Linked DNA regions of Homo sapiens: region 1 is linked to region 2. Evidence: read pairs that join two places in POLR2A ChIA-PET (ENCODE). Cell type or tissue: Caco-2. All regions are shown on one strand. Links, peaks and the distances in the headings refer to the core of each region. The heading gives the core; the rest is flanking DNA.

Region 1 (4,385 bases), core at 124-4,123, 320 kb after region 2:
CCAGAGTGGAAAATGAAAACAGAGCGCCGGTCGCTGCTGCTATGCCTTCTCTGCTTGCCTCTGTCTTGTAAGGATGGGTCTAGGGGTGAAGGGCATAGGATGGGGGTGGGGGAGCTGCAGGGCTGTAGCCAGGAAGGGACAGAAAATCAATTAAAATATTATATAAAGACACCTCAGGATGGTGCTGTTAAGCGGCCAACCTCGAACTCTAGCACCTCCAAATCTCGCTGTGGGTACACTCAGTGAGGTCGTTCTAGGATTAAGAGAAATACCTCAGCCTCGCCCAGGCCCGCCCCTCGGGTGGGAGGGGGCCCTTCTAATATTCTAGGTGAATCTCCACTGGCCTGAATGGCCTTCTCTGGAAAAGGTTTTCTTTCGGGGACGGACAAAGGACACTTGTGTTCCCCCCCATCAGCGGCCATCCACAGGGGCGGGGGCGGACAAAATGCAGGCGAAAGAGAGAAATAGAGGCCTCACCGGTCGGCGATTCCCACATTACTCCAGGAGAAAGGCTCCCTTTTTCGGGCCTCTCGGGCCCCTCTTGTGTCCCACCGCACTCCCTTTGCCCTTTTCAGGTCCCACAGACTCCGGGTTCCGGCCTGCCGCAGGCTGGATCCGCGGGGCATCAGCCACTGGGCCGTGCCTGAGCGGCGGGAGAGCGCGCGGCAGCCTGAGCAGGCGGCGGGCTGGGCCCATTTGGGGAGAGCCAAGCGCTTTTCTCGATCGTAAACAAGGAAAGCGAAATTAGCCCCTCGTCAGACGCCTCTGCCGACACACAAGTCCTACTGGGGGTGGGGGGGTGGGGGAGGGGGAGAGAAAATGCCATTTCTTCCCGCGGGAGAATACCTCAGAGGCCTTTATGATGGCTGCGAAAGGGGAATTTAGCGGGGGCAGAAAAGGAAGGGAAGGGGGTTGTGGGGGGAGGGGAGATAAAATTCACCGTCAGCTCTGGCCCAAACGGTTTGATCTGAATGCAAACTGTATTTTTAAAAATTTGATAAAAACAGGTTTCTTCCCCCATCCCCGCCCCCCCACAGGCGACGGGTCAGGGTTTAAACAGGAAATCGTGGAGCGATCCCCTCCCCCACTGGGACTTGGCGCAGAATCCCAGTCGCGCCTCTGGGAGAGGGTGGGGGTAGAGGGGGTGTCTTGGCTTAGATTAAGGTAAGTCTGGCCCCCAGGTTCTCTCGGACCTCGTCTGGAATATGTTCCCCCACGCCTCCGGGTGTGTCTGCCTGGGTGTGTAGGCGTTTGCGTGTGCGTCGCCGTTTATAAACAGAAATTCACACTTATGGGGCCGCCTCGGAGCCTCGGACCCAGGCCGGGGAGCAGGGCGGGGTCATATATCAAACTGCAACACATTCAGGGCCACGTACATTTGGAAGAAATTAAGCCACTGTGTTATGAAACCATATGCGTCGGGTTAAGACTATACAACAGGCCATTAGCACCAATTATTAGAGAGATCCCGAGTGCCCAGGACCCTCCCGCCGCCCCAGGCTGACGCCTCTACCCCATAAGCCAGCAGCCCCCGGAATCCTCACTGCCTCCACAGCACCTAGGAGACTCTACCAGGAGGACTGGGCCTGTCCCCGCCCAGCCTAGGGCCTTCCCCATTTCCACCTCCCCCCGAGGCGAGGCAGGTCCTAGCCCAGAGCAGCCATGCGTGGCGAGCGGGCATCCCGGTCCAGTGGGCATCCCGGCTGGGATGGCCGCGGCTGGGGGTGAGGGGCGCCGGACCCCGGAAGGGAAAGCCGGTAGGCCTCTTTTCTCTGAGCACAAGATGGCTTTTGAGTACAGCATCCCCCACCCCCACCCTACAACCTCCACCCTCCACCCAACGCAGGGCACCTCCCACCCTTCCATCCGCCCGAGTGGGGGCGGGAGCAGGGGGTGGGCAGACGCTCTCCTCTCGGCTGACGCGCACCAGCCACCAGCCTCCCCCCTAATTGCCAATTAACAGGCCCCGCCGGCCGCCTAGCTGCGCCGGCTTCCTGCTCGGCGGCCCGGCCCTGGGCCCACACTGCGCATGTGTGAGCTCTAGCAGTCGCGCTCTCTGGGAGGGAGGGGGCTGCCAGACAGGGAGGGGAAGCTGGAAAGTTTGTTTGGGGGTTGGGGGGCTAACTTTGCTTAGGGGGCAATGGGCACAGCCTCTAAGTTCTCTCTCCTGCCTGGAGCTTGAGCTTCCAGTTCCGCTCCGACCCAGTTCCATTAGCCAAGAGACCGAAGATCTATAATAAGCAGGTACTGACACAGTGGGCAGCAGAGAGCTGGCGCCCTAGACCGCCGGCTTGAGCCCCACAGGTGCTGTTCCCTTGCCTCCCCACCCCCAACTTGGCACACAGTGACATCAGGACAACACAATCGCCCCACTACCAGTTACCGGTATTCCAGTTTAACCCCGTTTCTCTCCCCCCGCCAATTTTCCTCCCCATAATTAACTACGCGCCCACCCTCTCGCCAGCCCCCTCTTCTCCCTAACCAAGAGAAGCCGCTGCTGTCCTATTCTTGAAACCGCCACGGACCATTAGTTACATATTTGAACCAATAAGGAAACACTTACCGAGCGCTGCTGTCACTCTCCCTCTCTCCCTCTCTGCCTCTCTCTCTCCCACTCTCTTTCTCGTCTTCCCTCATTCTGTGCCGCTGCCGAGCCTGTCTCAGCTCCACACACACACACATATACTTTATATAAATTCAAAAATAAAAATAATTATAATCATCCAAAAGCCAAACAAAATTAAGGAGAGTTGCAAGAAGGGGGCAGGAGGAAGAGCCTGGGAGAGAGGAGGGGCGGAGGCATCTGCAGCTCCCAAGCTCAACTCCTGCTCCTGCATTCCTCCTGCCCCTTGGGGGCCAGAGGGTCGGGAAGGAAGAGAGAGATGCCCTCAACTTCTGTCTCTCCCCTCCCATCCCCACCCTCCCCAGCTGCCCCCAGCTTCGGCAACTCCACCTGGGAGGAAAAAAAATTAAATGGGGGAAAAATAATTATTAATCAGATTAATTTAAAAAAAATACTGCTAATGAAGGGAGCGCCCAGGGCAGGTTTCCCTGGCAATGGTTAGGCTCTTACAGGGAGGACTGTTCTGCGGAGCGCTCGGAACGGACAAACCACAATAAAAAGTTCACGTTCATGGATGGAATCCACATGACTTCTTGTGGCCAATCCAACTTGTGAGTCGATCGTAAACTTTTATTACTCAGCTGTAAATTTTCTGCAAACAACCGGGAATGCGATGCATTTGTGTAGCGTGTGCAAATGGGCGCCGCGGTCGCCATGTTTACCCAATTCTCTCATAGAGGGAGCATCCCCGGACCCCCACCCCACCCCTACCCCCACCCACCGCCCACTCCCCACGGGCCAGGCTGCTGCAGGCGAGCGCAGAAAGAGCTGAGGGCGGACGCCCAGGCGAAAGAAAGCTTCAAGCACTGAGGGTCGGTTGCCTCTCCTGGCTTGCCGAGTTTTAAATATTGTCCTTAATAAATGGGGGCATTAAGGTTGGATCAGGCGGAATTCAAAGCTTTGCAAAGATTTGTGGCCTTGAGGCAGTGATGGCTGGTGAATTGCAGGGATTGAAAGGGTGCCTCCCTACCCCTACCTTTTTTTTTTTTTTTTTTTTTTAGTAAGAGAACAACATCCCCTCTATGCCGTACCCCTGAAAGCTCCTACTCCACCCTAGACAGGAACAGTAGTGGAAGACCACTGGCAGCCACCCAACCAAACCTGACCTGGAGTGGTCTGAAGAACCTAGGGGACTAGACCTACCCTGGGCAATCCTGCAGTGCAGCAGGAGAGGTGAGAATTGGGGTCAACTTCTAGGACCCTCAAAACGACCCACATCCCCGGGGTCCCTTTCTTAGAGAGAATGACATTTTCCCCCAAGACCATCCCTAGTTTCCCTTCCCAGTTCAAATGGTGGCTTATTTGAAATCTTTTTACAATTAAAAATAAAATTAAAGCCCAAGATCTTGGTCTCTACTTCCTTTTTGCGGGGAGGGGTGCAAGGCAGTAAGCCTTTTGGATCGTGTCAGATTGCCCATACCCACCTGCCTTTCTCAGAAAAATTTCCTGATTCAATGTCTGGGCAGCTGGGATGTACTACCGAGGCCTGAAAAAATAACCTTTTACTGCCCTGAATTCCACCTTCTGTGCTAAAATTTCGAGCAGCCTGTTTTTCCAGACCCCTAATTTTGAAGGTGAGTCCAGAATAAATTCCCCCATAGAGACTATTTGCCGGGGGAGGGGTTGCAGGCAGGTCACTCTCCCCACGGGCTCGAGATTTGAAGGCCGGCATCTCTCCACTTGGTCCCGCATCAAGCTGGCATGGGAATCTCAATGGTTGGGTGCCTCAACCCTGACCAAGAGGGGATACCTCATGCCTTCC
Region 2 (4,385 bases), core at 105-4,104:
GGAAACACAGGGAGACCCCCCATCTCTACAAAAATAAAAAAAATTAGCCAGGTGTGGTGGCGTGCATCTATAGTCCTAGCTACTCAGGAGGCTGAGGTGATAGGATCTCTTGAGCCCAGGAGTTTAAGACCACGCTGAGCTAGGACTGCGCCACTGCACTCCAGGCTGGGTGACAGAGTGAAACCCCATCTCTAATTGATTGAATAGAAAAAACCAAAAGTGTGGAGAGATAGTGATGTGTGCATGAAAGGTATTTGCAGCCTCACATTCCTTGACTTTCTTTTTTTTTTTTTTTTTTTTAAGAGAAAAGGTGTCACTGTATTGTTCAGGCTGGTCTTGAACTCCTAGGCTCAAACAATCCTCCCACCTAGGCCTCCCAAAGTGCAAGTGTGAGCCACTGCGCCCGACCTACATTCCTTGACTTTCTAATCAACATTACTTACCATTGATATCCCTTGTGCTGAGACAAGGCTGTTGCTTTGCTACCTCTTTCCTGGCCTTATTTAAGAAACCCACAGTCCTCACAGGAGCCAAACACAAAAGTATGTGTTTGACAGATATCCAAGAGTGAGGAGGAAAAAATCATTGCCAAGAACCCAGAAACTGCAGCCTCTACAAACATAAATTGCCTCATGAGGCTTCAGGAGGTTTATGGTTCCATGCAAAGAATCAACCCTGTTTGCGGGGGCAGAGGAGGGCAGTTCAGAATGGAAGTAAAAGGAACCCAGTCTTTTGACAACAAGGTGATGAGGAACATAAGCTTTCCCTACTTGAATTCTTGAGGACTGCAATTTTTGTTTTGTTCGCTGGTTTGTCCCATTTGTCCAGAACAATGCCTGACACATACTAAACTCTCAATATTTGGTGAATAATTCAGAGAATAAAGGAAGTTTGAGAATAAAGTTAAAATACCTTGACGCAGTATGCATCTAAGGGACTACTTATAATTAGACCTCCACATATAAGTGGATTTTCTGATGTGGCCACTTTGGGTGATATTACTACCAACTTTATCCCTCCTCTGATAAACACTCCTTAGAGATGTCCATCCTGTATATATAACACTCTGGAATAAACAAGGCATGAGTAACTCCTCTCTCAAACTAAAGAACTTTGTTGCCTAGTGGAGGGAAGTCCTCTAGAGTCTAGTCTTAAAAGGTCACAAGTAGAAGCAGCTCTCCTAACTCCTAATTCCTCACAGAAAGATCTTCCTGTAAAGCAGGCTCAGTTCTATAACAACTTGGGTCCTCAATTCCAAAAGGGAGACAACAATGGGAATGAGTTTTCTTAATGGAAGAAAAGAAGTCCAAAAGGAACAAAATTTAGACGAAATCATTTTTTCCCACAACCTTTTCCTGGAAATCTTTGGCTCTGTTCCTCTATCCACATTCACAGCAACTTTAGAGAGCTGCCCATTAGTTTAAGCTGGGCATTAACCTGGCATAGGAAACTGGTTCTTGCAGCCATAGAGTTTGGCATCCCTAGAACCCAAAGAAAAGCAAAGCCCTAATGGCCCCCAGCCAACTGGGAGAGTCAGACAATGTCCTTTGTGGCCAACAGGGTGTGAGTGCCTACAACAGCCACACCGGCAAAGAGAGAACATATCCCTGGGTTCTGCTCTTGGTTCTTTTCACTGGCTTCCTAGAAGACATTATCAAAGAAACCCCAAAAATAGAAACATTGGATCTTCCTGGGAAGAATAAAAGACAGGCTAAGGAGGACAAGGATAAAGACTAGATTTGACATAGAGCTTACTGGAGCTCTCAAAAGGGAAAGAAGGCATTACAGAAAAGGCTGGTCATTTCAAACTTCCAAAGGAGGAAGCATACTAAATAAAGCTGAGAATTTAGGCAGGCGCTTAAATGCCGCTTCAATTCTCCATTCTGCTACAGCTGGAGCCAGCAGCTTCTTTACTTCTCCTGCCACCTCCTGACTGCAGCTGGTTCCACTTCAGCCTGGGGCTTTTACCTCTCAGGAGTGGGGAGGGCTATGCCATAAAACTAGCCAGTTTAAAGGCCCCAGAAGTCATTACTGATAATGTAATTTCATTTTAAGTTTTTGCAAAGGGCAAGTTTATAAATAACTCCCAGCTACTGAGAAATGGGCTTCCAGGACAATGGACTAGGCTTGACCTTGTAACACATTAAATGCTGACTGTTGAGAAAGACCTTATCAGCTTAGGGCCACACTGAAAGAATTTAAAAGGTCTATTCTTCCCTCCCACTCCCAAAATGGGTAGCTGCTAGAAAGCTTTCGAGACAAAGTTCTGTGATGCACTGACTTTCAGAGAGCCACAGCCTGAGTGTATAACAGAACTTCACCTCAAATGCTAATCGTGCTTGGAAATGATGTATAGGCAGATTGTTTTGTGGGAGATTGGGTGACTTAGACAGATTTTCATGTATTTATGTTTTTATTATCAAGAAAACAAGAATGCTGTCCTCAAGACAGGTGAAACACCACAGAACAAGCAACTAGGCTGCTGCAAATGAATCTTTGATCTCAGGGGCTTCTTTTTTTTTTTTTTTTTTTTTTTTTGCGACAGTCTCTCTCTGTCACCCAGGCTGGAGTGCAGTGGAGCAAACTCCGCTCACTACAACCTCCACCTCCCGGATTCAAGTGATTCTTGTGCCTCAGCCTCCCGGGTAGCTGGGACTACAGGCACACACCCCCATGCCCAGCTAATTTTTGTATTTTTAGTAGAGACGGGGTTTCACCAAATTGGCCAGGCTGGTCTCGAACTCCTGACCTCATGATCTGCCTGCCTCGGCCTCCCAAAGTGCTGGGATTACAGGCGTGAGCCACCGTGCCCGGCCTCAATCAGGGGCTTCTAAAGCCTGGTGAAAAGCATCAACATCTCCAAGAACTCTCTCCCCTAGCGCATAGAGGACTAGAGGGAAAGAGTCATTCCTAGTGCTGCCCCCTGTGGGCCTTCTCGGTGACCTGCAGCTTCCACAGGATTACAGTCATAAGCAAAAATATTTTTCAAAGGCAGCTCTGGATAAGAGCTTTTTTTTTTTTGAGACGGAGTCTCGCTCTGTCGCCCAGGCTGGAGTGCAGTGGCACGATCTCAGCTCACTGCAAGCTCCGCCTCCTGGTTCAAGCTCTCCTGCTTCAGCCTCCCGAGTAGCTGGGACTACACGCACCTGCCACCATGCCCGGCTAATTTTTTGTATTTTTAGTAGGGATGGGGTTTCACTGTAGCCAGGATGGTCTCAATCTCCTGACCTCGTGATCCGCCCGCCTCGGCCTCCCAAAGTGCTGGGATTACAGGCGTGAGCCACCGCACCCGGCAAAAGCTCTCTATTTGTGTGTCTTGTAGGACAAACTAGTAGAGATGGGCCCTGAAAAATAAGTGAATTAAGTCTGTTCACAATGTATATAGTAAGAGAACTCTTTGGGGTAAGATCTTAGTAAGCCACCAGAAGACTGGGAGAATATGTTTGGGGAAGGTAGAGAGGATACTTGGAAACTATAATGAATTATTTGATTCATTTAGGGGAAAAAACCAAGAAGCCTCTATGGAGGGAATTACAGGATGCCATCTACAGAGCTGAAAGAGCACAAATAAGAATATGGAGGCCAGGCGCAGTGGCTCATGCCTGTAATCCTAGCACTTTTGGAAGCTGAGGCAGGAGATCACTAGAGCCAGGAGTTCAAGACCAACCTGGGCAACACAGTGAGACCCTGTCTCTGCAAGAACTTAAAAAAAACAAAAATTAGCCAGGCATGGTGGCATGCACCTGTAGTCTCAGCTACTCAGGAAGCTGAGGCAGGAGGATCGCTTGAGCTTGGGAGTTCAAGGCTGTAGTGAGCTACAATTGCGCTACTGCACTCCAGCCTACACAAAAGAGTGAGACCGCCTCAAAAAAAAAAAGAAGCTGACTGAGATCACTAAAAAGTTCTTCATTGTCTACTTAAAAATAAATCCTTCCAGCCTGGCCAACATGGTGAAACCCTGTCTCTACCAAAATTACAAAACTTAGCCAGGCATGGTAGCAGACGCCTGTAATCCCAGCTACTCAGGAGGCTGAGGCAGGAGAATCGCTTATACCTGGGAGGCAGAGGTTGCGGTGAGCTGAGATCGCACCACTGCACTCCAGCCTGGGCGACAGAGCAAGACTTCAGATCAAAAAAAAAAAAAACATTCCCTAAGGCCATACCAAAAGGGCCTGATGTGGCATTACCCTGATGTGGCAATGGGTCTTGGTGAATTAAAAACTGTAACAAGATTCTCTTGTCTCAATCCTGTTTATAAAGTAAAACTAAGAAGGTAAAAACTAGAAGGAGAAATTCCTAGATACCACTCCCAGCTCCAAATGGCTAAGTAGGTATACTTCCTGACTCTGTGCCAACACTTTTTTTTTTTTTTTTTTGACAGAGTT

The links. Peaks named below come from ENCODE experiments on the same cell type or tissue, not always from the same donor. Only the 100,000 strongest peaks of a DNase experiment are listed, where the experiment ranks them.
Region 1: POLR2A ChIA-PET joins it to region 2 with 10 read pairs; 6 of 35 experiments call an interaction of 5 or more read pairs at or near these places.

The regions. Positions count from the first base shown.
Region 1 is chr12:54,015,593-54,019,977 of GRCh38, reverse strand. It overlaps LOC124902939 (a long non-coding RNA gene), which reads left to right and starts at 2,231. Exons shown (of 2, transcript XR_007063323.1): 1 at 2,231-3,174; 2 at 3,625-3,965. It also overlaps a transcript of HOXC4 not described here, a transcript of HOXC5 not described here and a transcript of HOXC6 not described here. RefSeq lists enhancers at 1-1,524, 1,456-1,525 and silencers at 1,566-1,835, 1,906-2,075. In Caco-2, for the core only: a CTCF peak has its summit at 2,885; DNase peaks (open chromatin) are centred at 1,622, 1,947, 2,317 and 3,187; H3K4me3 peaks cover 2,447 bases.
Region 2 is chr12:54,335,173-54,339,557 of GRCh38, reverse strand. All of the region lies in intron 1 of COPZ1 (coat protein complex I subunit zeta 1), which reads right to left. MIR148B (microRNA 148b) reads right to left here and starts at 2,342; the gene lies at 2,244-2,342. In Caco-2, for the core only: CTCF peaks have their summits at 2,723 and 2,924 (motif pointing left); DNase peaks (open chromatin) are centred at 1,953 and 2,927.